6 separate regions of the Mus musculus genome follow, and all the other regions are linked to region 1. A link is a loop called in an ENCODE intact Hi-C map of the cell type or tissue named here. Cell type or tissue: heart. All regions are shown on one strand. Region 1 has its middle 40 kb from the start of Rfx8. Region 2 has its middle 15 kb from the start of Gm35600. Region 3 overlaps Map4k4 (mitogen-activated protein kinase kinase kinase kinase 4). Region 4 overlaps Map4k4 (mitogen-activated protein kinase kinase kinase kinase 4). Region 5 overlaps Rfx8 (regulatory factor X 8). Region 6 overlaps Map4k4 (mitogen-activated protein kinase kinase kinase kinase 4).

What was found. Hi-C counts contacts between places; a loop is a spot of excess contacts. Peaks named below come from ENCODE experiments on the same cell type or tissue, not always from the same donor. Only the 100,000 strongest peaks of a DNase experiment are listed, where the experiment ranks them.
Region 2: a loop joins it to region 1, with 4 times the contacts of the local background. A loop is called at or near these places in 3 of 42 quality-filtered maps.
Region 3: it touches region 1 in a loop (4-fold over the local background); 12 of 42 quality-filtered maps call a loop at or near these places.
Region 4: a loop joins it to region 1, with 6 times the contacts of the local background. A loop is called at or near these places in 12 of 42 quality-filtered maps.
Region 5: a loop joins it to region 1, with 5 times the contacts of the local background. A loop is called at or near these places in 10 of 42 quality-filtered maps.
Region 6: a loop joins it to region 1, with 2.7 times the contacts of the local background. A loop is called at or near these places in 12 of 42 quality-filtered maps.

What each region holds. Positions count from the first base shown.
Region 1 is chr1:39,758,636-39,763,635 of GRCm38, forward strand. No RefSeq gene overlaps it. Among named protein-coding and RNA genes, the nearest start is that of Rfx8, 40 kb to the left of the region's middle. In heart, CTCF peaks have their summits at 48 (motif pointing right), 2,942 (motif pointing right) and 3,589; DNase peaks (open chromatin) are centred at 1,056, 1,316, 2,836, 3,566 and 1 weaker place; H3K4me3 peaks cover 811 bases; H3K27ac peaks cover 2,718 bases.
Region 2 is chr1:39,865,399-39,870,398 of GRCm38, forward strand. No RefSeq gene overlaps it. Among named protein-coding and RNA genes, the nearest start is that of Gm35600, 15 kb to the left of the region's middle. In heart, no CTCF peak of the experiment used is centred here; DNase peaks (open chromatin) are centred at 2,733, 3,853 and 4,603; H3K27ac peaks cover 3,003 bases.
Region 3 is chr1:39,979,547-39,984,546 of GRCm38, forward strand. Map4k4 (mitogen-activated protein kinase kinase kinase kinase 4) reads left to right here. Exons shown (of 32, transcript NM_001252200.1): 6 at 1,014-1,104; 7 at 3,593-3,723; 8 at 4,337-4,391. Among named protein-coding and RNA genes, the nearest start is that of Map4k4, 81 kb to the left of the region's middle. In heart, a CTCF peak has its summit at 3,817; a DNase peak (open chromatin) is centred at 2,625.
Region 4 is chr1:39,933,889-39,938,888 of GRCm38, forward strand. The region is part of intron 2 of Map4k4 (mitogen-activated protein kinase kinase kinase kinase 4); the gene reads left to right. Among named protein-coding and RNA genes, the nearest start is that of Map4k4, 35 kb to the left of the region's middle. In heart, a CTCF peak has its summit at 2,847; a DNase peak (open chromatin) is centred at 2,783; H3K4me3 peaks cover 1,352 bases; H3K27ac peaks cover 515 bases.
Region 5 is chr1:39,683,953-39,688,952 of GRCm38, forward strand. Rfx8 (regulatory factor X 8) reads right to left here. Exons shown (of 15, transcript NM_001145660.1): 7 at 4,621-4,698; 8 at 1,543-1,656. Among named protein-coding and RNA genes, the nearest start is that of Rfx8, 35 kb to the right of the region's middle. In heart, a CTCF peak has its summit at 2,079 (motif pointing right); a DNase peak (open chromatin) is centred at 2,089; H3K27ac peaks cover 1,667 bases.
Region 6 is chr1:39,939,896-39,944,895 of GRCm38, forward strand. All of the region lies in intron 2 of Map4k4 (mitogen-activated protein kinase kinase kinase kinase 4), which reads left to right. Among named protein-coding and RNA genes, the nearest start is that of Map4k4, 41 kb to the left of the region's middle. In heart, no CTCF peak of the experiment used is centred here; DNase peaks (open chromatin) are centred at 2,076 and 4,739; H3K4me3 peaks cover 547 bases; H3K27ac peaks cover 1,454 bases.

The DNA of each region.
Region 1 (5,000 bases):
TTTTTAAATTTAAATTATTTATTATATGTAAATAACCTGTAGCTGTCTTCAGACACTCCAGAAGAGGGCATCAGATCTCTTTACGGATGGTTGTGAGCCACCATGTGGTTGCTGGGATTTGAGCTCCAGACCTTCAGAAGAGCAGTCAGTGCTCTTAATCGCTGAGCCATCTCACCAGCCTAGTCTAATAGTTTTAAAAAATCATCCTTGAATATTTTAGTCTCTGTCCGTCTGGTAGATGGTAGGAATGTCCTTTTCTGTGCCCATGGTAGTCAGGCATGGCTGCAAAGTTCGCTGGGGCTGTTGAAACTTGAGCAGAAGTTGTGGGAATCTGTGTAGTTTTCCATGTTGTCTCCTCCCTGTGTCACTGTGACCATGGTGGTTTGGGCTAGGAGGCTCATCTACTTAGGTTCCTACCTCATGGTAGAAATTCCCCCCTCACACGAACTGAACACATAGCACCAGGAAGACGGAAACAATTCCTGTATCAAGTCACCAAGGCCTGGGGGGTAGCATTTTCCTGACACAGGGCCTTTCCTTTTCTGACTGACACAGAGAACCTGAGGCAGGTGAGAGGCCAGATGGGAGGGAGTCCAAGGCCCACAGCAGACTTGGTACTTTTGAGTGTTCAGGATAAAGTGGGTCACCACAGCCAGAGTGACCCCCAGCTAGGATGGTTTTGTGGTGTGTGCTGACTGTTAGTCACAAGTGGCAGGGAAGGGGAAGACAGAAAAAAAAATTGCAAGAAGGAATGTTTGCTGTGCCTGAGCAGCTTGACCTCAGAGACAGCTCAGTCCCCTCCCAGAATGGGTTGGCTCTCAGCAAAGTTGCTATAACCCAGACTTTGCTGTGTGGGGTTCAGCTGTAAGTTACCTCTGAGCACACATGTTGAAAGGCGAAGGCTCTGAAGCCACTCACACAGGATGGAGTTTCTTTGGGGACGGTGCTCATTTGTACCTTCCTTCTACAACTATCTGCATTCCTGGGTGCTGAGTCTACCAACAGTGAGCACCCGTGTCTCCTGGGCAGTGTGAGTGGCACATGGCCAGATAGCTGGCAGTCCTGTACAATGGGGGTTGTTAAATGCACGCTGTCAGGAAGAAGGGCACATCACTGGTCCAGGAACTCTAAACAGAATGAAGCTGCTAGTCACTGAACCAGGCCTTAAGGGCCTGCTTCTGCATTTAAACATCCCCCCCGCCCCCCCCCCCCCCACTACAGATAAGCACACGCCTTCCTTTCAAGGCTGGCAAGCACAGAGAAATACCGAGTTGCCTGAAGATCTGAACACAACATGAAAAGTTCTCAGAGTTCAGGGGCTTGGAACAGAGTGTTCGTGGAGCAAGTCTTATGATTCACAGCCCCTGGGTTCACCCTGTGGTCAAGTCAAAAAAAAAAAAAAAATACTACTAGGGAGCCAGGTATCTGGAGTGAATTAAGTCTCCCTTCCTTTCCCTGTCTCCCTTCTTCTTACTCGCTCTCTCTCCTCTCCTCTCTGTCCTTCTAATTATGAGGAATACAACTAGAACTGGTCTTAACCATCAAACATCCACGTCTGGATTTTCCACACAGACAGTTTCGACAACTATGGAACAAACATCTCTGGAAAGGACTTCAGGACTGGAGATGCAGGAATCTCCTCTTGCCCTGCTTCCCCAGGGCATGGTGTTCCCAGGTACCAAGAATCTAAGGCATCTAGGGATGTATGAAGCATCAGAAGGATGCAGGCTGGTTCTATGCAAACATGATGCTATGCTCTCTAAGGGACCCTGTAAAGGAACAGGGGTCCTGGCTGTGAGGGCCTCCCTGCAGACTCAGAGAGAAGACTGTTACGACAGAGGCGTCCTTAGGGATAACGGTGAGGGCTCCATCTGAAGTTCATGCTGCTCATTCCTCAAAGCTCCCACCGAAAAAATGCTCTCATCTTCTAAGTCTGCCTCAGAGTCCACCTCCAGGAACTAAATCACACACTGGCAGCTGCTCAGGAGTGGACCACACATGTGCACAGAAAACACACACTTCTTGTTTATTCCATATTTGTTTCATTGTTAGTTCCACTTTATATATCTGCTATATATGGCACTACATTAGATTGAATATTATATAATTACATGTCACATACACATTACATACCGGCAGTTTCATACAGTATACATTCCTTTTCTTTTTTCTTTTTTTTCTTTTCTTTTCTTTTTTTTTTTTTTTTTTTTGGTTTTTCAAGACAGGGTTTCTCTGTATAGCCCTGGTTGTCCTGGAACTCACTCTGTAGACCCGGCTGGCCTCGAACTCAGAAATCTGCCTGCTTCTGCCTCCCCAGTGCTGGGATTAAAGGTGTGCGCCACCACTGCCCGGCCAGTGTATATTTCTTAAAGTGTTTTTTTTTTTTTTTTTTTAACTGCCTAAGCGTGTTTTGTTTTGTTTAAATATAAGGAATAGTGGGTGTGGAAAGCCAAATCCTACTGATCTCGTGAAAACATCCCTGATTTTATATTTCTCATGCCCTTGCGACCTCAGATTCCACCTACCTGAGCCACGCCCAGGTCTTCCTGGCAAAATCTCTTCCCTCCAGAATCTGACTCAGTCTTTCTGCCTGGCACACTGGGGCCGCAGCTAACAGACGTCGGATGAATAACATCCTGTAATGTGGGGCCCTCGCTGAGGAGAGGTGGGGGGCAGGGCGAGGTTCTGGGCCAGAATTCATGCTAAGTCAAAGTTAAGGCCCCAACTCCCAGCAGCTTAGTAACCGCACGACTGGCTTCATTCGTGCCGGTTCCCACACACCCACGCCAGGAAGAGGGAAGGGATAGCCTGTCCCCAGGAGTAGGGGCAACTGCAGCTCTTCCTCCAGTGAGAACTCCAGTCTCTGAGCTGGGCTCCATCCTTCTGCACTGGGAAATGGTTTTCTTGACTCCCCCTGGGCACTTTTCCCAGGAGGATCCACTAGATGGCCTGCGTTGAACACCACCTTTCCGGGAGCGTGCCTGAAGGGGGAAGGACTGCTTCTTAGCCTTCCTGCTTAGCTATTTTCTTCTTCTTCACAATTTGTCCAGGTAAATCTCCTGCAGTGTAACCATACTAACCCCTCAACAAACTTCACGTTAGACAATAGGAACGAGCTGAGGGGTGAGTGTTGAGACTCTTTAGTGGAAGAGCTCTCTGACTGGAAACACAGCAAATCAAGCGATTTCTGAGTCACAGCACGGACAGTACTGCAGAGAAAGAAGTAGTAAATTAAGGCCTGCTACACAAGCTAGTTTGAATAAAGAGAAACGACAAGACCTTGTACTGGTGGGGCCGGAGTAATTCAAGCTCCACGGCACTTTGGGGGTAGGCACGGGGCATCGCCACACATGTAGTTGTGGCTTTTGCCCTTAGTTGTAAAAGCCAAAGACAGTTTGAACTCTTTGACCGGGAAACTTCGAAGATTCCTAAAGCTAGAGAAAAGCAGTCAGTATGAAAAAAAAAAAAAGTTCGTCTCTGCTACTTGCAGTAAAGGAAACTTGGAAAGAAGCCCAGGGACTGACTGTAGGGAGCTGACTCAGCCAATGCGCAGCTGAGAAGATGGACCGCGTGGAGCGCCCCCGCCCCTGGATACAGGAAGTCCTGCTGAGTGGCTATTTTCTCTGGTTAAATGTAGATTTGCGAGTTTGGGGATGAAAGTAAGAGCAGACTGCTTGTGTCCGAGTAAACTCTTACACAGACAATGATTGTTACACCACACATGAAGAAAACCCAAACCAGCTTGTGCTGGATCCCCAAACCCAGCTCAGGAAGCTAAGGCAGAAAGGATCATGAGTTCTAAGCCAACCTGGGCTACTTGGAGAACATACACAAATTAAACTCAACAGCCACCGTCAGTTGGAGGAGCTGATTCTAGAGTCGATTTTCGGGAGCTGAGTGAGGGGCATTATAGTCGGTCTGGCTTTCTGTAACAAAATGCCACAGACTGGCAGAGTTCAGAAAAGCTTGGAGTTCCAGAGGCCATCAAGTATCATAGGAGTCGTCTAACAAGAGGATGGGTCAGAGCCCTCTTTTCTTCTCTTCCTGACTTCTCTGTGTCATCACCTCTGCTGGGCAAAGACTCTGTCAGGCAGAAACTGCTTGTTCTTGGGCTCCTCCTGAATGGTTGAGAAGGACATTCCTAAATTGATAAATTCTCTAGCCTCATGTACTCTGCCACAGCCTCACAAGACAGATGAAGAATCTATGCCATGAGAGATGAAGGTTTGACCTGCAGTGATGAAGAGAGGGATGCAAACATTCACTCCTTAAAAGAGACATTTCCATTGGCATGCTAGGTGGTCCCCCAAAAATACCCCGGTCAGAGAGAAACCCTAACCCACTTTCCCTGTGTCTCATCAGGAGTGGTTAAGGCTCTGATGGGGAAGGCTGAGCTCCCATAGACTAGCCTACACATGCTGGGGTAAATTACCGTCTGCTCATGCTAGCACTAACTGTCAGTCATGTGCTTTACATTTAGACACAGCATTTGAACCTAAAATCAGGCTGTTACAAGATTCTACACTGATCTGTCCTGTCTAACTCCTAGGGTACCATTACTCTGAACTAGTTGCTGTCTTGCTTTGTTTTTTTGTTGTTGTTGGAGTTTTATAAATATACGTAACTAGTTCTTTGAGAATTTCATTCCATATAATTGATCATATTTACCTTGTTTTCTTTATAACTCTTCCCAGATCCACCCCTCCCAATTTCATGTTTTTGGGGTTTTTTGTTTTTTGGTTTTTTGTTTGTTTGTTTGTTTGTTTTGAGACAGGGTCTCTCAATGTAGCCCTGGCTGTCCTGGGCCTACTCTCTAGACCAGGCTGGCCTGGAACTCAAAGATTCACCTGCCTCTGTCTCCTGAGTGCTGGGATTAAAGGTGTGCAACCATGCCCGGCCATGTTTTAGTAACCCATCAAATCCAATCCATACTTCTATTTACTTGTGGGCTTGGGGCCACATACTGCAGCATGGGTGGCCTACTAGGGGCCACACCCTTA
Region 2 (5,000 bases), 110 kb after region 1:
TTCAGTGGGAAGAAGAGGTGGCCACGCCGAGGATAAGTCTGTCTTGTGTTGACAGGGAATGACAGACAGAAGGACAGACTATTAAAGAAGGGGTCTCTCCAAAGGAAAACAATATTAATAAATACTTACTATTAATAAATACTTACTATGTGAACAAAGAAAGGAGAAACTGCTATTTGGAGATATTTATAAGAATAAGGGTAGATCACCAATTGGCACATAAAAATCTAAACACAAAAGATTATTGAGTCAAGCGTGGGAACTCACACCTGAAATTCCTGTACTCGAGAGGCTGAAGTAGAGGACTGGTGTGAATTCGAGCTGGAGCTACATACTAAGCTCCGGGACAGCCTTACAGACTGTACAAAGTAAGACCCTGTTTCCAGAAAACAAACAAAATATTATTGTTGTAGGAAGGGCAATGAAGGTTTAATGAATAAAGAAAAGGCAGTAACTACGGCCCAGGGAAGAGCTGAGCATTAAGGACCATTTCCATAGACATGGAAACCTTCACTGTTGCTGTTGAGTGATGGAGAGGACCACACTGAGAGGGAGCCTGTGACCTGTGAGAGCAGATTCTCTCCTTCTGAACAAATGGCGACGTAAAATGGAAACATAAAGATATGTACCAAAAGTATGTTTTTAAAAAGTCTGGACACATGCAGGCTAGAGACAAGGCTCAGTCTTTAAAGTTACTGCATCCAATTCCCAGCACCCACATGGTGGGTCACAACCATCTCTAACTCCAGTTCCAAGGCATCTTCTGCCCTCTATGGGCACTGTACACATGTGGTACACAGACATACATTCAGGCAAAACACCCCTATGTTGGGCGCTGGGCATGGGGGAATAAAGGGAGTGGGAGAAAACCTGTGTCCTGCCAGAGTTCCCGTGCTCTGGGCTGGTGGACGAAGGAGGACTGCCATAGGCTTTCCACGAGGCCCCGGGTAGGTGTCTGGCTGTGGGAAGCTCAGGACCCAGTCCAAGGGGGTGGACAAGTTCTAGGTCTCTAGGCCTCATGGAAGCTAGAGATAACAGGTTCTCAGTCTCGGGGATCCCAGATGCCGCTGGACACCGCAGAAGAGCTGAGAACAAAATGGGGGCCCCAGGGACGGCTCAGTCAGCCCCGGGGCTGAAGGGAAGAGAGGGCAGGGAGAGAGGTGGTGCTGGGTGGTTCCCAAGCAGATAAAAGTCCTTGGTTTGGTCTGTGGCTGGAGTGCAGGAAGGCCTTCTGGGGAGAAGTTAGATGTAGGTCTTTAGGGGAAAGCCTATCTCATCGTTCAAGCACAGTGGGCCTTGATCAGCAGAGACAGTCTATGGTTTTAGAGCCTTATTGTAGAAAGGCAGGGAGAAAGAGAGAAGGTAAAAAGAGGGAGAGAGACTGGCCATGCCACGTGGAGAGAGGGGGGGAAGAGAGAGACAGAGAGAGAGAGAGAAGGAAGACTAGAGATGATAGTAAGCAAAGTAAGAGCTTAGAGAGAGCGAGGAGGGGCCAAGCAGCCCCTTTTATAGTGGGCTGGGCTACCAGGTAACTGTGGGGAGGAGCATACTTGGCTATAGTCAGATAACTGTGGGGGTGGAGTCTAGCCAGAATGCCAGAAGCTTGGGGCTTTATCTATGTGACTGATAGTCACACACCTCTCTTGCGGGGGCTGTGGGGGTAGTAACTTCAACAGGAACCAGGGGTCCAGGAGACATAATCTAACACCTTCTGTCCCATGTTGATGGAAATCACCACTCACAGGTCCCCGGGGTTCCAGACCTTTGCTCGACTGGAGACCAGGCTGTCTGTGTGCACATATACAAACTTTAACATTTGTTTTAAAAAGAATGGAGATGCAGGGCCAGGGAGATGGCTGAGTTGGGAAAGTGCTCTCTACTAAGCAGGTCAGAGCCTTAGTAGCACCCAGGGAGGAGCTGGACTCTTTGGTCTGTGCCACAGGAGGCGCAGAAAAAGACAGATGGATCTCTAGAGCTCACTGGCCGGCCAGGCTGTCCGAATGGCTGAGCTTCCTGCTCAGTGAGCAAGGCTCTCTTCCATATTCTCTCCAAAGTCAAAGTGCGAGATAAAACGGAAGGGGCCTTTCAATTACCTCTGCCCTATACACACACACATAGACACACACATACTCACACCACATACCACACATAAGTGTACACATGGACCTGAATGTGCACACACACACACACACACACACACACACACACACACACACACACACGGACCTGAATGTGTACACACACACACACACATACACATGGACCTGAATGTACACACACACACACACACACACACACACACACACACACATACACACACACGCGCGGACCTGAATGTGTACACACACACACACATACACATGGACCTGAATGTACACACACACACACACACACACACACACACACACACACACAACCAAAATAGGGAGACAAGAAAAAAATCCAAAGAAGCAGCGGAGCTGGGAACACATTTGAAAGCGAGCCGTGGAAAGGCTGGGTGAGGCAGGCCTGGGGTTTTGTTCCAAGCTTGGAAAATGATTTTACTTTTACCTTTTTATGTATGTGCACAAATGCAAAGATGAGAATCCTCTAAAGAGAAGGAGGAAAGTTTCTGGCTGCCTTTAGTCTTTAGGTGTCCGGAGACTGGAGTGCTTTGAGTAATAACCCAGGATCAGAAACACAGCCAAGCCCCGCCCGCATCCTGCCAGATGCCGCTATCCACAGGTCCCCAGGGCAGTGTCTACACCCCTTCAGGGACTCAGCTGGCCTCTGGATCTTTGAAATCATTCTAGAGGTCACTGAAGGCAGAGTGATTTCTCTTCAGTGGCTTCCTGGTGAACAAAACCCACACTCCGTCTCCAGTCCTATCTTGTTTAGCTAGTGAAAGCAAGGCAGAGGTTGCCAGGCTAATGAACTACCTGATATATTTAGCTAGAAAGATAATGTAGCTCTAGTGTTTGGATTTATCAAAACCAATTCCAGATGGCACCCAAGCCACAGAGAGAGGGCCATCTGGTAAGTAAGAGCCGGGCTTGTTTCTCTCTTTCTCTTCAAGGTGAAGGGCAGATGATAAACAACACAACTTCCTGTGCTAAAAACCCAGGCTGTTGGAAGGATGGCCCCTGAGCCTTACATCTTATCTGTGTTCATTCAAATACCTGGGCCACCATACTCCTTCAGATAGAGTCATTGGCTGAGCTTAGAAAATGACCTGATGCAAGTGGAAAGGTTTCAGTGTCTCCCGTATGCAGTGTATTTCAGAGAAACATGCACTCCTGGGTAACAGAGCTAGGCATTAATAAAGTCATTGGACAGACCCTTCAATTACACAAATTCCTCGAGTACATAAACCAATAAAATCAGAAATTATGTTTCTTTCTGAAACGATTTAAGCCACTGTGGTCATGTTTTGTTTAGCACCATTGGTGATGTTTTGAGGACATTCTCTGCTTGACAAGGTGTTTTCTGCCAGACACTTTCTTTGCCTGTTCCCTCTGAAACAAAACATCCCATGCTTCTGTTTATTCACTAGTTTCCCTGCTCTCCAGCACCCCTCCCCCATCTCCACCTACTCACACACAGCCCGGCCAGGCTAATCTTCTTTAAACTTTGCTCTGTTTGTAGAACTTTACAACTCAAAAGACAGTCACTACCTCTCTAGTGTCAGGAAGATAGTGCGCAGGTTGTACAAAATACCATCCCTCTTGCTCACCTCTGCCTCTGAACCTAAGTCCCCAAGGAGCCAGCCTCGTGAATGCTTCAATTTCCTCCTCCTACATTAAGATCAATTTGGCCTCCTGAATTCCGGAAGTGTGAGATAATTCTTTGGAACTGTTTTAAGCTACTAAGTTTGTAGCTGGGTCTGGAATCAGTAAGAAGCTAGACTAGCTTCTCTGAAGACTGCCCTGGTTCTAGTCCAGCTCTACACTGTGGGACTTCCACGAGGTCCTACCTGGCCCTGGCCCAGGGGCTGAGGCTGATGGCCTCACAGACATCCGTTGGCAGTCACATGTGGCACATTTGGCTCCTGTCGTGCCAGGCCCAGTTTAAGTGTTAACACTCCCACACCTGTGGTTACTGAACTGGACAGTGAAGACAGGGAATAATTCCGATGTCGTGAAAAGGTCTTTTGGGCAGCACAGGTTCGAATGGAATACACATCACTCCCTAAAGTCCACGGCTGCTAAACATGGTGAACTGAGCCTGAGCTCAAGCCCCACACTGTGGAAAGACAAAACCAGCTCCCTGAAGTTGTCCTCTGACCTCCCCATCTGCTCTCTGGCACCAGTACCAGCTCAGAAATAGCATTAAATCGCAGGAGGATCTGGTTTTGGGGGCCTTGGGCATCTCCAAGCTGATGAAACAGGACTTGGAAGGAGCATACGGACTAAAAAACACACCTCAGAACACTTCAGTCTTCCTGCAGGTTCTCACACCAAGGCAGGGAGGTCCCTAGGGGTTAGCGCTCCCACTCACAGCCGGCCTGGGGCATTGAACGGGAAATCTGGTTCCCAGCCAGCAACCCTGCTTATCCCGAGTTCAGCAGTCTCTATTTGGAACTTTCTCTAATTAGACCTGAAATCAATTGCCTTTCCTGTGATGCAAGGCAGTGATCTGTGTTTTCCCAGTGGACAGCAAATGTCCTACCACTTCTCACACTAATTTGAAACGCCACTTGGGTGACGAAATAAATCCCAGGGTGTAGATGGAGCTTCTCTGAGAATCTCTCCCGCGCGGCAATCACCCCGCTCTGTGGTAGTCTGGCGGTTTGTTTCACAATCTGGCAGAGCAATTCTCCTCTCTTTATCCTCGCTTTTTCAGTATTTCTGTCGGTTCTTCATACTTCTATCTTCCCCGATGCATTTGGAGTCGGTTTGCCAACTTCCGCTAAATATCCGATTAAAATTCCCTTTGGAGTTTACAGACCGCTGAGCTCATTGACAGTTTTAAAACATGAGCGCTCTTATTTTTGATGTGTACTCTCGTATTTCCTAAAAGCT
Region 3 (5,000 bases), 220 kb after region 1:
GAACCCACTGTGCTGGAAGAAAAAGTGATCTAGGGCTGTTGCCGTTAATCGTAGATGTTGGGCCTGAGAACATGGGCCTGTGCGCCCGGAGCTCTGGCACCCGAGACAGGAGGCTTTCAAGTTTAAAGCTGGGCTGGGCTACACGGTAAAGACTCTAGCTGCCTCCACCACTGCAGCCCCCAGCCCTTATTTATTTTTAATAGGAAAATCAAACCCCTGACAAGTAACCCACCCTTTCTTTCAGTGCCGAGGGAGGCACTTCAGAATCAATGGCTTGCTATGTCTTAAGAAGCCGCGCTGTGGAGTGCAGCGTCTCGTGAATGAGTTGTGTGGCTGCTGCCTCGCTGCGTTTACATCACAGGTGGATGCGTGTGTTTTCCTACAACCTCCTTCCTGAGAGATGCGACTGGACTCATTCTGGATACAGGGCTTCCAAAGTGTGTGTGCCAAGAGTGCTTGTTTGCCTAGGGAAGAAAGACTTTATTCCTACATGAGGCTGTTCTGGTGACAGAATTATTTTACACTTGAACAGGAGTGAGATATATCAGCACGTGACAGTTTGTTCCTCTGTAGTGGGAAGACAAGCCTGCATTTTAAGAGCTGGATTTTAAGGCCCCCTCTAATTCTTTGCTGTTCCCCTGGGACGAGTCTAGCTCAAATAAATTCAGTCACCCACTGTAAGATAGACTTTTGGTGTGGGAAAGGAGCCGTCCTGAACACAAATAGCACAAATTATAGCAGAAAAACCTCAGATGGCAATCTAAAGCTGTGTCATAGGCACAGCTTAAAGTGGTTGTGATCATCCCAGAGGGAAAGAAAGTCCAGCTCACTGCTCTCTGTATGTGTGGCAAGGCTGGCGGTGTCTTCTGGGAATGTGCCAAGGGTAAATTTTATGTTCTAAATGCGGATTTACAAAAACTTGGCCCACGTGTGCACCTTATTATAAAAGGGTGCTCCTGGCTGTCTATTTACAGGGACAGAGAACTGAGACTCAAATCTGCTTTTCTTTTCAGGGATTGGCACATCTCCATATTCACCACGTTATTCACCGAGATATCAAGGGCCAAAATGTGCTGCTGACCGAGAATGCTGAGGTGAAACTTGGTAGGTGGCCGGCCGGTGTGTGCCTGATGCACCGTCCTGGTGCCAGCGGGTGGCTTGCTGTGCCCCTTTGGTAACTTTGCTGTTTCTTCTCCCCTGAAGGATGAGAGGACTGGCTTACTGTTTAGCCAGCCCCAGCCTCCGCTTCATGCTTCGGTAGTCTACTCTGCCTAGATATAGCAGCCAAACAGAGTTTGAAAAGTTTTTGTTTGAACTTGGGGTGGGAGGGTGGGGTGTGGTTGATGAGGCCCAAACTCAGGAACTCATGACTGAGGTGCCTTTTCTGCCCTACACTAAGTTAAAAGTCAGACTTCGTTATGTAAGCACAGTGGTGCCTGGCATAGTGCAGTACAGGATGGAAGGATGAAGGAAAAACATTGTGAGTTTGAAGCCAGCCTGGGGTATGACGTTAGAAGGGGGATGAGTGAGAGAGGGGAGAACAAGAGAGATAGGGAGGAGTGTGTAGGGGGGTGCAGAGAGATGGGTACACAGAGAGACAGATAGAAAGATAGAGAGACAGGCACACAGACACAGAGACAAGTACACAGAAAGAGACAGGCACCCTCAGTGACTTACTGTTCTATTTCAAGAAGGTTCAGACTTCCTGCCTTGCCTTATAAGAAGTGTGGGGTCTGACCGCTACTACTTTCCTGCCCCATCATCTCAGCTCTTCACTTCTACCCTATGCCCCATGTTACAATATGGAAATTATATGGTTATTTTTAGTAATAGAATAAAGAATAAAGTCATAAAAAGTTAGCAGAGCTGCTTTCATGTGCACTCACTGCTGGCACAACGTTGTTTTTCATTACTTCTCGGACCTTGCCCCAGGACCTTTGCATATCCTGTTCTCAATTGGGAATCGATGTCCTCATTGTCACTGGTACAGTTTTTCCTATCTTTAGGGGTCTCTCTGGCCTTCTGATCTGCCTTGGACCTGTGCTTTCCTCCTATAGTGCTGTTGATAATTATAAAAATTATAATTCTATTGATATCATATGGCACTTTTCAAATAGAAGAAAATAGTCCCCTTTACTAGAATATTCTGGGAGCACAGCAGCCGGGATTGCTTTGGTCCCTGGTGTATTTTCATGTGGTGCCTGGACATTGTCTTCAGTGTTGGTGTGGGTATTCAGCGGGTGCCTCATGGGCGGCATTGCCAGCTTTCTAATGACTCAGACATGTTCTCTGTCTCCCTGAGCTACACCTGAACTTGACCCCATTTTATTTTTATGCTCTTACATTTTAAATACAACCAGCATTAACTTTTTCTGTTAAAGGGTCATGTTGTTTTCCCTTCGGACACCCAGCAGTCTGCTGCTCTTCTTTTCTTCCAAAAGTCTGAGCCATAGAAGGCTGCTCCTTAATGCCCAACTCACTGCACCCTTCTGCAGTGCCTCTGCTGCCTGGTTATCTGCAGTGCTCTGCCCATGTGGAAAGTCTCTTGGGGCTAAGCTGGGACACTCATGTTGTCCTTGCTCTGGTGTTTCCATGCCCTGACCTCATGCCACGAGAATTATACCCTCAGTCTTTCCTGGCCGAGGTGCTGGAAAGCTCAATCAGGCTTTTGGTCCTGGATTTGTCCTCTGTGTGTTGAGGAACAATCAACAAGGAAGCCAACTGTTTCCTGAACTTGTTCTGGACACAGAAGTGGAGTGTGTGACCCCTGCCTATTGTCTAGTGTTTTGTAGACCATTAGTGTGAGCTTCGTGCCCTTCTGCTGGGCTCATGTGGCTTGTGGGCTGTGATGATGGTGGCATGTGCTGATGTTCGTACACCCAGTGTGTGCTTTCTGCTGACCCTGCCTCCCTCCATCCATGGCTTTCTTCTAGCCAACATCATCATTCAATTCATGGAAAGTAGAAGTCACTCTGAAAGGGCAACTCACATCCTGAGGCCATGTGTGTCTGTCTGTCTGTCTGTCTGTCTACACGTACGTGTGTGTGTGTGTGTGTCTGTCTGTCTGTCTGTCTGTCTGTCTGTCTGTCTACACGTGTGTGTGTGTGTGTGTGTGTGTGTGTGTGTGTGTGTGTGTGGCTGCAAGTGCCAGAACACGTAATGTCAGGGAACAACTGTGAAGTCTGATCCATCTTCATGTACGCTCTATGGACTGACCTCACATCCTCAGTTGTACAGTGGGTTCCTCTAAGTCTCTTCATCTACTGAATGGTCTCACTGCCCACTCTGCATTTGTGAGTCTCTTTATTTAGTACAGTGCTGTGTGTTAGCCGCCCAGCCCTGCAGTAATCCCTCTGCCCATCCCTCAGCAGGCCAGGCTGGCCTCCTGGCTCTTCTGGACTGACCCAGGCTCTTGCAATGCAGTTTTAACATTTCTGTTCTGAGAGTGGAGGGGGAAGGGTGCAGTCCTTCCCAGTGCTGCCTCCCAGAATGGCTTGCAGCTGACAGAACCAAGCTGCCTGTGGCGGTTCCTCATAGACTTTCTTCTTCTTTGTTCATTGCGCTTCACTTCTTCTTGCTTTTTGTTCCGTAGTTGATTTTGGTGTAAGCGCTCAGCTGGACAGGACGGTTGGACGGAGAAATACGTTCATAGGCACACCCTACTGGATGGCTCCAGAGGTCATCGCCTGTGATGAGAACCCAGACGCCACTTACGACTACAGAGTAAGAACACCCACCCCCTTGCCGGGCATTTTTGTGTAAACTGTAACTTCTCTTAAACAAATAAATTGAAGTGATTATAGAGTGACCTCTAGGGACTTGAAACCATAGTGCACCTTTTTATCCAGGCATAAAACTCATATTTCATTATCTGATTCAGCTTGACTGTACTACTGTTTTATTTGTCAATAAAAACAAAACTTCTGCTTTAGTGATTGTTGTACCTGTTAGTAGTGTTAAAATTGAGTTCATAGTTTAACTGTTCCTGGTGTATTTCAGTATTTGTTGTCAATATCCATTAGTGAGAATTAATTTAAATCATTGCTACACCAAGATTTTCTTTTAATTTGAATTATTTAAATATGTATTACAGACTCATTTTTCTACTCCTTAATACATACATAAAAATTGAAACACTTTTCACCATTATCAGAATAATATCATGCTTAAGTAAATAAAAGCGATCTAATCCCTAGGGCTGGAGAGATAATAATGTCCTAGCAAGATTTGTTTTGTTTTTGTTTTTGTTTTTTACCTGAAGGATGCTTTTATTCCATTTGTATGACTGTCCAGAAATACAACTAGGCATCTGGAACATTCTCTTTTGTTTTTGCAGAGTGACCTCTGGTCCTGTGGCATCACAGCCATCGAGATGGCTGAAGGGGCCCCCCGTGAGTATCTTCCTTCCTTCTGAGCTCATTTGTTCTGTATAAAGTGATTGCCTGTAAGAACCCAAGGACACTGGGCAGAACCAGGCATGGCTGAGTGATTGGATGAGAAACCCACCATCGGGGCGGCTGCAGGTGCCCAGGGGTCTCTCAGTAACCAGTTTCCCTTTTGGAGTGCCCTGGGTCTGCAGCCTATTCATGTGCAACATCTGAAATTAATAAGAGCTCTTTTTTCTTTGCATTTGAAGAATACTGACTGAAAGGGGTCCCTCATCTTTGAAATTCTATTTATTTTGAGTTTACAAATGGAGATGCTGCCTTTTATTTACGGGGTTTTCTGTGAAGATTTGAGTTTGTTTTTCCTTGGGTTAATTCAGTAGATCGATCAGTCATAAAATTGATCTTTGATTGGAGTTGTGATAGAAGTGTAGAAAAAAATAAGGAAAACACTCTCGGCGTTTCTCCTGGCCTGCTAAGGAAGGTGTGTCCAGACACTGTATGCTGCCTCGTACAGAGTTGTGAAGAAATAGTTGCCGAAAGACTGAAACGGTCCTGACAGTTAAGAATCAGTTACTGTGCAGAAGTGGGTGTCCACCGCGAGTACTGTGTCCC
Region 4 (5,000 bases), 180 kb after region 1:
TGATATTTAGTTGATGTCAGGCTACAGTGTGGGTGGCCCCAAAGGAACGGTGGTCATAAGGGCATATGCCACGTGGAGGGTGTGTGTATTCTTGATGCAGGAGTCCTGAGACTTTCCTTGACCTGACATTTCTGCAGTTTTGTATAACGTATGGAGTAAATACAAAGGAGAAGGAAGGTCCTTTTCCTGACATCACCTTCCAAATGCCCTGCTTGTGGGGTCTTGCCATGTAGCCCAGGTTGTCCTGGAGCTTTGCTTGAGCCCCGAGGGTAGGCTGTGGGCACTGGGTAGGTAGCAGCAGACATTATCTCTCTAATAGTTCACATGTTGTGCGCTGGGCAGGTGGTTTGGTTCATCTCCCCCCCCTCCCCCCATTTATTCATTTCCTGTGTGTTTGTACACCACACAGGGAGTGGAGCGCAGTGAGCAACTCTGAGGAATTCTTTACTTGCACCACATGAGGTCTAAGGAGCAAGACCAGGCGGTTGGTGTGGGAGCAAGGGTCGTTACCTGTCTGTCTGTACACCTTGCCAGAGCAGGGCTCTTAGTGCAGTGGATGTTCCTTGGAGGCTGCCAGCTATTTTCCTAGTGGACTCGGTGCTGTATAGAGCAGGGCTGATTACTTAAATAAGATGGAAACTTACGTCTTCTACAGTGGATACATAGAGTCTGTGATAAAACTTTCAGCCCTAGAAATTAACTCAGTTTACTTAAGTTAGAGACAGTTCCATCTTTGTCCTCTTAACTTTGAGATTCAGCTGTAGATGTTGGAACTCCGGCCATCACAGTGGGTCCCACCTGTCACCATGTAGGTAAGCTCTTCTCCCTCCTCATGGCTGGGATGGACTCTGGCTTTCACATCAAAAGTACATGTGAGGGAAGGGTCATCCTGAACATGTTACAGGCCTAGAACAGAAGGTGTTGCATCTCCTGGGAGAGCAGGACGTTCTGTCAAGGCGTCCGGGGGACATGTGCTGCTTGGGGTTTTACAGTGATTTATTATCATCTTGATGTTTTCTCCCACAGTGTATTGTGCCTCTCACTTACTCTATAAATCTAGACTACTCCATAAGGAATTTACTTTCTCTAGTACAGTCACAATTTGAAACCACTCGTTGACCCGGTGTCTGCAGTAGTCTGTGAAGTGGAGTACTCCACTGTAGCTGCTCATAGCAGGAAAGATTGCAGTCAACCTAGGCAAGTCTGTGGCCTGTCTTGAACCATACACTTCACCCCTAAAAGGATCCCCACGACTGTTGCTCCTGTTGCTGCAGGTGGCGAGGCGGAGCTTTGGGGGTGGGGAGCGTTACTTCACTCAAGGCAGGAGAGTGGGGAAACTTTGTGGGACCTCAGAACCCTGGGGACACTAATGATTCTGGACTGTAAGCGATTGTTTTCTCCCTTAAGGCTATCCCAGACTCTGTGGAGTCCTGGTTCGTGCTCAGTTGGATCAAGGGCATTTTACCTTGTCTCCTTCCCCTCTGGAATTACTCAGCTTTAAATTCTAGTGTAAATTGTGATTCTATTCACCTTAACAAAAGTTTGATTTTTTTTCTAAGTAAAAAACCCAAAACTGGAAACAGGATTGTTGGCTTATGTTTTGGGACAGGCCACCCTGCTTTGTCTCCTTTTATCAATTATTAGCGATGGGTCCCCATGAAATGTATTTATCTGATTCTCAGTACCCTTATTTGAAAAAAACAGAGCCATTCATAGTGACTAACAGGGTTGTAAACTTAAGCACCAAGTGTCTCTCTCAAGGCTGAATGTCGCAGTTGTTACTGCTGCTGTGCTGGACACTGGAGAAAGGAGGAGTATTGGTCTAGCAGTCCTGAAGAGCTCACTGTCATTCCGAGGCAGCTCTGCCTGTCAGCAATTGATTCAATATGCGGTGGTAGATGATAGGATGCCATTCACATTGAAGGACAGAGTAGCTGTCCAAGGCAATGGGGCTCTGTACTGAAAGCCTGGAGTAAGCTCGGGTACTGTCTGACTTCAGCGATTCACTTTGGATGAGGTTGTTTCCCCCAAGCTTTTTAGGTTGAGTTGCTTCTTGTCTCCTTGGTTTCCTGAGCCGCACTCCCAGCACTCCCCGCACTCCCCGCTCTCCCCGCACTCCCCGCTCTCCCCGCACTCCCCGCTCTCCCCGCACTCCCCGCTCTCCCCGCTCTCCCCGCACTCCCCGCTCTCCCCGCACTCCCCGCTCTCCCCGCACTCCCCGCACTCCCCGCTCTCCCCGCACTCCCCGCTCTCCCCGCTCTCCCCGCTCTCCCCGCTCTCCCCGCACTCCCCGCACTCCCCGCACTCCCCGCTCTCCCCGCACTCCCCGCTCTCCCCGCTCTCCCCGCACTCCCCGCACTCCCCGCTCTCCCCGCACTCCCCGCTCTCCCCGCTCTCCCCTCCCGCTCTCTCGCTCCCATCCTCCTGCTCGCTCCTTGCTTGCTCTCCCTGTCCCTTTGTGCTTTCGTTTTATGTTGGCTTACAGTGAATGTGTGTGTATCAAAGAGTAAAGCATCTTTACTGGAGTGCTAACCTGGGCATGAACAAAAACGACGAGCAAGGACTTCCCACTTCCTCTGCTGCTGCCTCTAAACCGGAAACACAAACCTGGTGGCAGAGCTTAGTGGACAAAAGTTTTGCTGAGTATTTGATGCTTTACATATGACAGGCAGTCTTCCTCACATTGCTAGAAGTGACAGGAAAAGAGTCCTGTGTCAGGTCAGTCACGGCCCTCACTGGTGCAGCTCGCGGGAAGGAGGAGCATTGATTGGCCATTGGGATCAAGTGTGTATCCAGGCTCCAGTCACAGCCACTGTAATCCGCTTCCACAGATGTGTAGTGCGCCCCCATGCGGCAGGGCCACGTGAGTGCTTCGTGGCGATTTTGTTGGAAAGATGCTGTCACCCTTTGTTTCTGTTCTGTCAGCCCCACCTCAGATGCGGTTACCGTTGTTTTGTTTTGTTTTGTTTTTGTTTTTTCCCAAGAAGAAAACTACTACAATGCCCTCTACTGCTGTGCCAGGGGCACAGACGAGCTGGCTGTTTGGTGCTGAATTTGATTTATAATTTAATGAAATTTTGTTCATTAAAAATGTAATTTTTTACTCAGTGAATTTTAGATGTTAGATTTGTAGATTTGCCCTTTGAGTAGTACAGAGCACTGTGCTGTCCTTTGTGTTGGGGAAGAGAGAGTTTGCCTGAGTCTTGGATGTGTGTGTCGGCATGTGTGGTGGCATGTGCAGGGTGGGTGGTGCCTGGGAGAGCTTCCAGGCCTTGTCCAGGTGGCGTTACTGTCCACACAAAAGGCCTGCCCACTTCCTAGTGTGGAGGCACAAATTCTTCATAGAAACTTGAGGCTTTTAGCCTAAAGTGTTTTTATGAAATAGAAGGTTTTACTTGAAAGGACCATTCACAACTACATAGGTTAACAAAACATTTTTGGGTTCCTGCCCTTTTCCCCAGACAGAGTTTGAAGTTGGCATCCCAGGGAAGAGTTGACTCTGAGGGTGTAGGTTGAAACAAATCCGACAGATTGGTTTCGGGTAGTTTTTGCGCACTTAGGTCCCAAAAAGTCTATATCTCGTTGGGTCCGAGGATGTGATGTGATGTGATGATTCTGGTCTCCCTGGAAGGAACAGGCATTGCAGGGCTAGGATAATTAAAGACTTCCTTAAAGGAGCGAGCAGGTATTCTCAGCTTGTAATTAGAAAGGTCTGTACTGCATGTGACTGCAAATTAAAACAGCTCGGTTGGAGAGGAGTCTGCTTGGTGAGCCCGGCAGCCTTGTTTATTTCTTCTTTTCCCAAAGGACTGCTTTTCTCCCTTAAGTTATATAGGGATTAGAGAAGCAGCCTGGCACACAGAGTTATCAACAAACAGCCACAACTAGCTGTTGCGTTATCTCAGTACTAATTGTGCCTGTGTTGGGACAAGAAGTCAGCTTGATTACCCTTTACAGCCGTGAAAGATAATCCACTAGGCTTGGGGTAAACTGCTCTCACTTGTTCCACCACTTTTTAAAAATGATTTTAGTGAGGAAACCCTTTGGAGACTTCTTGAGAAACTTGGAGCCATTGATAATAACTTTGCCATTAGGCCCAGAGAAGCAGACACACTTTGAATGTCTTCAGCACATTGATATGCTGGGCATAATTGTAATGTATTTTCCATGTGTTCAAAGGAGCAGCCACACCCTGAGACTGTGGGTGTAAAACAGTATCATAGTAATTTAGGAAGTATCCCGGAGAGGCTCAGTGGGCTTTGCACATAACTCTATACCCTGCTTTTTTGGCATTTGAAAAGTCTAAAGTTGAGAGGGTAAAGCTGCTGAGAGCATGCTAAATACCCTGGAAGAGTGGCTAGGTGGGAGTGTCTGGAGTGGACTCAGAAGGACATCTTCTGATGATCAAGCAAAGCAAAGCAAACTACTCTCCCACTCTGAAGCCGGGCAGTTTGCTGTGAGGTGAGGGACTTACTGAAGCTTCAAGTGTCCATATAATTTATATTCATCACTCTTGATTCTGAACTTGGGGATAGCAGGAGACTAGAAATAAAGAATGAGGAAACATACCCAGGCTGGCAGGATGGTACAACAGGAGAAGGTTGTCCGAACTCACACCCATCTAGTGGTGGATGCTGCTTCAGCCACCTACTGTTCCTTCTCATTCCACTTCTTTGTAAAGACTTGGCTTGATGTGTGTGTGCATGTGCACACATTTACTATCTATGTGTATGTATGTGTATGTATGTGTGCATTCATTATGTATACTTGTGTAGGTGTGTATGTGCATGTGTAGGTGTGTATGTGCATGTATATGTGTGTATTCCTTATATATGTCTGTGCATGTGTATGTGTGTATTCCTTATATATGTTTGTGTGGGTGTGTATGTGGAGGCCTGAAGTAGGCATCTTCTGTTGTTTGTTTCCCATCTTAGTTTTTGAGACAGGTTTTTGGTCGATCCTGGAGCTTGCCACACCAGGAGTGTTTAGGTGGGTAGTGG
Region 5 (5,000 bases), 75 kb before region 1:
ATCTCCCCCACTCCCACCCCACATTCTGTGGATGGAACCCAAGGCCTTGTGCATATGCCACTGGGGCATACCCTCAGTGTAGGCCCTGATTCCATTAAAGTAAGCAAACAAAACCCAGAGCCAAAACAGAGCAAGCAACAGCACCACGCCCACTCTGGCGAACGCAGAGGGTCAGGACCAACATTAGGAGCCGCGTCAGTCAGCCCTTTTATTCTACGTCTGTGGTGACAAACTAGAAGCATGAGCTCCCTAAGTCCGAACCAGTGGGACTCTTGATGAACAAAGACCTCAGAACCGATGTCCACCTGACCTCCTAAGTGCTCCAGAGACCGGCGTTCCTGAGCAGAGCCAGCCTGGCAGTGGCGCTGCTTCAGAGTGATCAGCCATGGCTCTGCATTCTGAAACATCTTTTCTGGATGTTATTTGTTTTATGTGTATTAGTGTTAGCCTGAATGCATGTGTGCAGTGCCTGAGGAGACTCAGAAGCGGGCATAGATTCCCTGGAACTAGAACTACAGAAGGTTGTGAACCGCCGTGTGGGTGCTGGGAATCGATCCTGAGTCCTTTGGAAGAGCAGCCAGTGCTCCTAGCCTCTGAGTCTTCTCTCCAGCCCCCTGAAAATGCCTTTTTAAAAGACTGGCCTGGGAACACCTATAATCCCAGTACTCCAGAGACTGAGGCAGGAGGATTGTAAGTTCAAAGCCAGCTTTGATTACATCAAGGGGTCCTGTTTCCAAGAAATTATATATATGCAGAGAGAGAGAGAGACACACAGAGAGAGAGAGAGAGAGAGAGAGAGAGAGAGAGAGAGAGAGAGAGAGAGAGAGAGAGAGAGCGCACACACATCTTTGGTTGAAATGTTCAGAAAATAAAATGGGCTAAAATCTGAATCATGGATCATTATATTCTGTGTTTGAGGAAATTTAAAAGAGCAAAAGGTAAAAGGCCCTGTCCATTGTACACAGGTTTGTGTGTATTGTGGTGTGCTGTTCTGGGCTGGTGTGTATTGGAGGTGCTGTTCTGGGCTGGTGTGTATTGGGGGTGCTGTTCTGGGCTGGTGGGTTTTGGAGGTGCTGTTCTGGGCTGGTGGGTATTGGAAGTGCTGTTCTGGGCTGGTGGGTTTTGGAGGTGCTGTTCTGGTATGGTATGTATATTGGGGTGTGCTGTTCTGGGTTAGTATGTACTAGGGGGTGCTGCTCTGGGCTGGCATATGTATTGGGATATGCTGATCTGGACTGGTATGTTTATGGGGTATGTTCTGTGCTGTTGTGTATTGCGGTGTTGTGTATTGTGCTGTTGTGTATTGTGCTGTTGTGTATTGTGCTGTTGTGTATTGTGCTGTTGTGTATTGGAGGTGCTGTTCTGGGCTGGTGTGTATTGGGGTATGCTGTTCTGGGCTGGTATATATTGGAGGTGCTGTTCTGGGCTAGTGTGTATTGGGGGTGCTATTCTGTGTTGGTGTATATTGGGGGTGTTGTTCTCACCTGAGTACTGGCATTTGTTTCTGGAAGGGATGCCCAGGGGAGTCAAGGGTCCACCCACCTTATACAGCTGCATGTCATAGCATCCTAAGAGCTGGCGCACGTCGGGCAGAGACATGAGCATGACTGTGTCTTGCTGCCGAGATTTCCAGAAGGATGTGATTAAATCCTCCACCTAATGTGACAGAACATATCATCAGCAACCCAGGCTGTGCCTTGTGGGCCTCAGCCCTTCATAGTCAGTGACCCCACAGGCCATGGCAAGGCCTCACACCAGCGCATGCAAAGTTATGATATCAGCTTCACAGGCTGTGTTTGGAAACTACTCTTCTTACTTGGTGGGCGCTGGTGTTTTGCCTGCACTTATGTTTGTATGAGATGTCAGATCTCCTGGAACTGGAGTTATAGACAGTGGTGAGCCACCATGTGGGTGCTTGGAATTGAACCTGAGTCTTCTGGAAGAGTAGTCACCACTCTTAACCTCTGGACCATCTCTCCAGAGGAAACACCTCTTTTTAGCAACCATAGCAGATCACTCTGCCTTGGCCCTCCACTAGGAAACCTACTTCCTTGAGGGTGTTTCCTACAGGGAAAGCTGTTTCTGGCCACCAGAGGGCCCTGGTTGATTACCATAAGATGAAGGCTACAGGGGCTTTATCAAGGGTTGAGAAGAAAAGCTTACTGACTGACTGGCTGGCTGACTGATCACTTTGCTCTTTTTCCAGCTTAAAAAAAAAAAAAAAGAAAAAAGTAAGAGTATTGCTCCTCGTGCCTAACTCCTCAGCACCAATTGTGAAGCCACATGAGCCCCTCTCAGAGATCAAGTAGGGGACACATCAAGGGGCCAAAAGTCAGGTTCCTTCTTTTTCTGTTTTATTTGCCTGTTTCCAGATTCCAATTTTTGAATTAGATTGGCAGCTGCCAGCTGATAAAGACCACCCACCTCCTTTAAAGGTTTATTATTAATTCTGTATGTGCTCGCGTGTGTGCATGCCTACAGAGTCAGAAGAAGGCCTCAGAGCCCCCAGAGCAGGAGTTACAGCTGTGAGCCACCGTGCTGGTGCTGGGAAGTGGACTCAGGTCTTCCACAAAAGCAGCTAGTGCTCTTAACCACTGAGCCATTTCTCTAGCATAAGGCTCCTGTCCTGTGGGATTTCCATGGGCAGGGACATTCTAAGGTATCCAGGAACCCCAGGCCAGAAGTGATTCCTGGCCAGGTAGTGAGAGCCACCAGGAGGACCATGACTTGGGATCTGTGTCAGGAACACTGACAGACTTGTCCAAGTAGATTCAGGAAAGCTGTCCACTCATAGCCTGGTTGGCTACCCATGTTCCAAGCTCCCTGCTCCTGCTCATTAGTGAGTAAGAAACACAAGTGTTTCTCCAGTGTGTTCCCTCTACCTGATCCTGTGACTGCCTGGACTGAACTGCCTTGCATTACAGAAGGCCATCGAGGTAGAGGCCTGATGACTGGATGCTCATGACTCCATAAGAAGGCGAGACAGACAGATGGACAGACGCACATGCACACGCACACGAGCTCCTGTGTTGCTCTAGGCTGCCAACAAGAAAGCTATCATCCTTAGACCTTCAACCTTTAAAACTGTGACCCAAAATAAACTTTTCTCTTTATAAAGAAGCCCTCCCTAGGCATTTTGTTTATAATAATTGTTATAGTTTGAATCTAGAGTGTTTCCCCATGGCCCACTGCTTAAAGGTGTGGTCCTTGGCTGGTGTGCTAATCGGAGGTGGTGGCACATTTGGGAGTTAGGCCTAGTAGGCAGCATCCCGGCCACTGGGGCTGTGAGCTTTCAGAGGATGGTGAGACCTCCGGCTCTTCCTCTTTCTCAGTGTCTCGCCCAGGAGGAACAGGCTGTTCTGATGCTTGCTCCCTGCCTCTTCACAGATGCAAACTGGAGGGCAGTGCCAAGAAGACATGGGCCAAAATTCCCCAGACCATAAATTAAAGCCAGTATCCCTGCGTTTTAAGTTTCTTATCTCGGGTATTCTGTGGGAGTTAACAGTTGCTGACACACATCAGTCGAGAAGGGGTGACTAACGGACAGGGGCAGGACTCGTCAGCCTTACTGTGTAACGTTGTTCCCCTCATTACCAAATTACACATTCCTCAAGCCTTGTGGAAAATGACTTCCTAGTCCCAGAAACAGAGCTGTCACGGGACATGATTTAAGCAAGTATCTGCTGAGTGGAAGGAAGCTGTGAGAGGCTTGGCATCACGATGCTGCAGAGACAGAGAGGGGCACACTGGTGTCTCCCACTCTGCCATGCTTCACTCCGGCTCCACGGCGCGTGTGCTCACGCTGAGAGCCTTGCCGCTCAAAGCTGAAATGCTTAGATACCGGAAGCATCAGGAAAGCTCCCATTTGAATGTGCTCTTGCTTCTCTGGATTCTTATCTCATACATAGAGGAGTAAAGTCCAGGCAGTCGGATGGCTCAGTGTGTCCTGCCAAGCATGGGTTCTTGAGTTCCATCCCTGATTCCCACAGGCTGGCAGGACAGAGCTGAGTCCTGAACACTGTCCTCTGACCGCACGCGAGTCAGGCTCACAATAGGCTAGATAAACTCTAATTTAAAAATGTGTTTCCCACATTCAGTTTACACCCCTCCTTGTGTAATGGGGAGACCTCAGAGCGTCACCCTATAGGTAGGTGGTCACTATAGGTAGGTGGTCACTATAGGTACGTGGTCACTATAGGTAGGTGGTCACTATAGGTAGGTGGTGTGTCACTGAGCAGTCACCAGTTCTACAATAAAATCCGCAACACCCATCCGTGCCGGATCGATCACCTGCCTCAGAGTCCCTTTCCTTTGCCATGGCATGTCTTGATATGATGTGGCAGGCATTACTGGGGAAGAGGTCGGTATTACTACCTACACTCTACTCAGGCAGAGCTGAATCTGCTCTTCAAGCATCGTGACACCCATATCAGAACCTCTGAGAATTTCCAAATGACTAAGCCGAGACAAGACCACTTTCCAGAACTCACCGGTGACCAGACCAGCTGGATGAGCTGTTTGATGCAATGGGCTAGCTCTTGCTGTCCCTGGAGGGGTCCTATCAAGTTAAGTGGTTGACAGCCGGTCATAAGTGCCTGTATTTCATAGATAAAAGCCTACCTTCTCCAGTTCTTGGTTCCTCACATTCTGTAAAATGTCTCGACAGTAGTTGCAGTATTCATCAGCAAGAAAGACCACCTAGGAAGGCAATGAGTGTTAGCTCCTCTGTTGGGCCTTCACAAACAATCAGCCTGAGAGACCCAGGGGATCGGTTCTCTAGGGACAATCTTGTCACAGCTCTGGCGTGACAGTGACAGTAGCCAGGCTTTTCACCCGGCCTGTGCTGTGTGCATGGAGTCAGCACAACCTCCTGACAGCTCATGGCACTTCCGGTTTTCGGTGGTCACTCACACACTGCCAGGGTCAGTTCTAGCACTCTAACTTTTGAGGGTGTGTAATATTTTTTTTGTATGTGTTTTGTGTGTATGTGTACTTGTATG
Region 6 (5,000 bases), 180 kb after region 1:
AGCCTTAGACCTCATGAAGCGCCTCTTGTGACACTTCTTGTCCTTTTTCTTTAGCACGTGCTTATTGGGTACCTAGTGAGTGTTAGTGTATTGCTCTTTCCATTTATAGAAATAAATGGCCTCTGTTCGCCTTTACAAAGCAGACAGTACGGTGAGGTAAACAGGTACAGAGCAGATAATTCCATAGTAGGTGTTGAAGCAGATGATAGTTTCATTCAGGCACAGGAGGGTTGTTAAGGACTTAAATGCCATCTACGAGGAACAGAATTTAGAAGCTATAATGAGAATTTTAATTTCTTTTAAAAACACAGAAATAAAGTGTTTTTGTTTTAATCCCTGATGTTGCCTGTGAGGCTGCTTCAGATTGTCCACAGCAGCTGACTCTGATTTGCCACATGCTCTAGCAGGGGTGTGATTTTTCCAGCCAGCTTATAGTTTCTGCGACTGTGTGACATTTGGAATTCTGGGGACTTTTTAGAGGGTTTGTAAATACTAGGGCCCCAAGAGGTGGTGTGGGTGGTTGTTGTTGGCCATAGTTTGTTAAGTAGTTGTGCACAAAGAAGAAACAAGAAGAAATTAGCTATCCTGACTGCAAAGATCAATCAATACCCAAGGGACTTGATGCCCCTAGTTGGCAGGAAGTAGTCTAACGATGATGTCATCTCTTTCTACTCTTATTTGTTTCTTCTTCTTCTTTTTCTTCCTCCTCCTCCTCCTCCTCCTCTCTCATCTAGTGTTAGTGAGTCAAAAGGGTGGAAAGGATGGAGAAAGGTGGAAGAAAAAACCCCACAAAGTAGCCAAAGTCTGGCTCCAAGAAGCTATAACTGTGCGGAGCTTTACTTGGGCTCTCTGGGTTTTCGTGCATCTCCAGTTCCTGTGTAGGTGTGCAGTTGTGAAGAACTGAGTGTTGAGGTGGACACGCTAGATGATGAGTGAGGAAGAGATTTGTAACTGACTGGGAGAGTGTCTTTAAATGTCATTTCATACACCCGGGTCTTTGCACTGTGAATGCCTTCAGTGGAGACACTTAGCAGACATTGTATCCCAGTCCTGGGTGTCATGCATACTCACATTCTTAAGTAGCTCTGCTTTCCATTGTATTTTGACTCGGTGTAGAGCTGTAGGGGCCAGCACAGTACTCAGCATCCCGGGTAAGGTGTGCTGTGGTTCCTCGGCTTTCTGGGCAGTTTTTGTATTTGAACTGTGAGTAGTCTCGCCCTCTGTGGTGGTGACCTTGCTGCTGAGCATGTGAGCATTACTAGCTGGTAGCCAGTAGTGCTCTCTGGTGTTTGGGGTGTTTCTGTTCAGTTCTTTGATTCTCCTATTATGCTTTCCCTTGGAGCCATCCCTTCTTCCTTCCAGAGTTTTAAAGTGGATTGAAATATAATGAAGTTGAAGTCTGATGGCATGCAATAGGGACAAGAAGGCAGTGTTGGAAGTCTGGCCTGTGAGTCAGGGAGGGGAGCCCCGATCAGGCTGGGCCACAGGTGCGAGGTTCTCAGCTGTGTTCCAGGTGCCCAGCACTTCATTCAGTGACTCATGTGCCTATCTGACAGGAGCCATTACCTCATTGGTTCAGTTTTGCATTGGTTCGTTCTTGGCTGAAGAGAGGATGCCACTCCCCTATTAACCTGCATTTTCTCATGTTCTGATTCATTTAATACTCCACCCATTTTCTCAAGATCTCAGTTGACAAGCTTATGCCTGTGACAGAAGCTCCTTGGTGTTAGTGCCACGGTAAAGAAGTAGGGAGAGAAACAGGATGATCCGGAAGGTTCATGGAGGTGTGCACTCTCGTGTGTCAGCGCTCTCGTGTGCCAGTAATCTGTTTGAGATGTTGTATTTCCATTGAGCTGAAGAGAACATGGGAGACTTTATAAACTTGCATTTCCTGTCTGTGACTGTACACCCTGAAAGGTGCTGGCTTAGAATTCAAGGGCATTCCACTGAACTCTACTGAAAAGTTCAACTACAGTCACATTCTGTGTTGTCACTGCTGGGTCCTGTCTTGTGTCTGTCTATAAAACCATGCCAGCCAAAGTGCCCCTGTCCTGCTTTTCCTGGTGCCAGGTTCTGCCTACAGGGAGCCTTGGCAGCCTTGTGCAGATAGAGTCATGGCACCAAGGGCGGCACAGAGCATTGGACAATACTGGCTCTGTCTGCATCATAAATGACTGTGGCAACAATAGCGTTTACTGTGTGTTCTGTGCATGCTACAAGTTGTAGAGCTTGCTTCTGCTTACACTGTCTCAGTTTATTCTTCAGATTATTTTCTTGTTCTTAGGTAATGAGACTTAGGCTTAGGGCTGTTTATGAAGCTTGTTTGACTTTTTACTGAGCTAGTCGGTGGCAGAGTTGTGATCTGAGGTCTTTGAAATAGAAGTGTTTGAGTGTGTTTTGGTATTTTGCACACAAACATTTTCGTTATGCTGCCTGGAGGAGGCTGTCGAAATGTGAAATGCATTCCCTGGAGAATTTAGCGGTGTGTGTGTGTGTGTGTGTGTGTGTGTGTGTATGTATGTGTGTGTATCTATTTTTATTGAGAAGAAATGAAGTTATTGAGTGGCCTCATCAGGCTCTGACCTAGGAAACACAGTTGTAGGGATTTCAGCAAGTGTGTGAGCCATTTTTATTAGCTTAGTTATCTTTTTAGCCATTTTGTCCACAAATGCCCACTGAGTCGTGTTTAACCTGGTAAAAATATCCCCAAGTCTAACAGATAATCTATTTAAACAGTATTCACTGTAGACATTGCCGGCACTCACAGGTGTTCTCCTGCGGCTTTGGAATTAATCAGTTGTGGGTTTTATAAAGTCCCCTCATTCTTGTGGCTTAAAGAATGAAATCATCTGCATGGTTTGCTCTTCAGCAAACATCTTGTCTCCTGCTGGAGTTTTCCCGTGGACTTTCAGGGGTCACAGATGCAGAGGGGTGGTCCTAGCAAGAGAGGAGCCAGGCTCTAGCATGAGTGCCTAGCCCTGAACAACATTGCTGGTTTTCGTTGTTGGCTATTTATCTGCATGGTCTTTGTTTTCTCTCTGTGACTGAGAGTCTGTGCAGGGATTTGTTAACAGTAAGTCTTCTTGTTGCTGCTCAGATCCAGGGACTGGGTGCTGGTGTATTTGTGAGAAATCACTTTCAGGTTCTGGGTTATGCGCCTGTTTTTCTGTGGGAGCTAGAATTGTTGATTTACGTTTGCACTAAGCAGAGTGAATTAGAGCCCGAGGAGGGTGCTGTGGGAGAATGAGGCTGGCATTTGGCTGGCGCTAAAAACAGCACCGTGTTTGCGCATTCAGCAGCATTCAGCAGCGGCTCAGTGGTGGGAAGAGAGGGAGAGCCTCTTACTTTATTCATTTTCAAGAGGGTTGGAAAGAAACCCAGAAGAGGCCACATAATACAGTGACATTGACAGAGAATAACTACCGAGTTGTGTGTTGTCATAAGAGCGAGCAGCAGGGTAAAATGTACTTTTTTTTTTATCTGTTTAGAGTAACCTATTGAGGTAGTTGAGGGTATGGACAGCTAGTCCCCCCCCCACCCCCCCATCTTGTATTAGCTTAGAAAAGTTAATGAGGAATTTGCCTGTGCTAGATTTGTGAATCTTGATTAACAAAGTGACAAGATTTTGTCAAATGCTTTCTAAAAATGGAATTTGTTTTGATATATATGTATTTTTTAAGTAGAGTGAAAAATTCTTGTATTCTGGCCTAAAATTTCCTAAAAGATTTCTTGTAGGTTTCCTAGTAAAGGCTTTCTGTCTGTCATAAAGATTGAATTCACATGGCCAGGACTAGGGACTAAAAGTAAGTGCTTCAGCCTGGCAAGAAGACTGTCCTGTCTTCTTCACTGTTTGTCTCCCACCCTCCCATTTTCCATTTTTAGGACTCTGCAGGAGGGAAAGTCTGCACAGCTAGTGTTGGGTGGGCCTAGGACACTATTGGAGGAGCTGAAGGGCATCATGTCTCCCAGACCTGGCTTCTGGTCCCTAGTGTATTCTTCATCCTTACAGTCAGTAGCTGAGTTTGGCTTCTTCTGGGATCGGGGTCCGTGTTGCACAGGACAAAATGTGTATACGGGCATTTGTGTTTGCATTAAGAACTGCCTGTTGCAGGAATGCTGGCCATGTAGCTGTGCAGCAGGAAGGCTTAGCCATATCTGAGTTCTGAGTTTGGTAAAAGGGATAATGGAAGTCGGCTGCATTTCATCCTTTCCTTGTTTCCCACCTTCGTGGCCAGTAAACACGGTTTCTTCCACATCGCCCACTTCCCTTAAAGTACTTTTAAGGATGTTTTTATTAATAAGCTGTTAGTTACTACTGTGAGGGATACTCTCTGAGGAAGGAGAACTATCTGAGAGAACTTGACAGAACCTTGTGCATTCATACATCCACCTTTGCTTTCTCATTGGCCATTGGCCTTTTCATTATGAGCTGTCACTGAAGATTTGACTGTGCCTGCTCTTAGTTCTGTACAGTAAGAAAGGAATATTAAAATATAACCCACCATTTTTGTTGGGAGTGAAAATATTGGCATTGTGAGCATTTTGGGGCTTTGAGTCATATGTACACACATCTTAACTGACAGTTAGCATTTTTTCCTAGTTGACTGCCTAGGGGCAGGAAGTAAACCCAGCCAGTGCTACAGTTCCTCTTCACTTGGCTGTGCTGTGAAGTGGCTGTCCTAGTGAGCCTTATTCATAGAGCTGGGGAACAGTGGCTCTGCACTGCTGTTGCATTTCTGGGCACGTGGAGTATAGCAATACCCTCAGTGTTGCTGGTCTTGGGGAGGTGGTGTTTGTCGCCTTGTTTTGTTCTGTGAGGTGGTGTGTGTGTGTGTGTGTGTGTGTGTGTGTGTGTGTGTGTGTAAGGGATAGAGAGTCGAGTTTCCTTTTGTTGCTGAGGATGCTCAATGAGGTGAGCATCTGCTCAGTAGAAAGGCGTGCCAGCTTTCTGCCTGTACATCATGAGAACAGCGGATGCCCCTCTCTTTGTGTTTGACCCA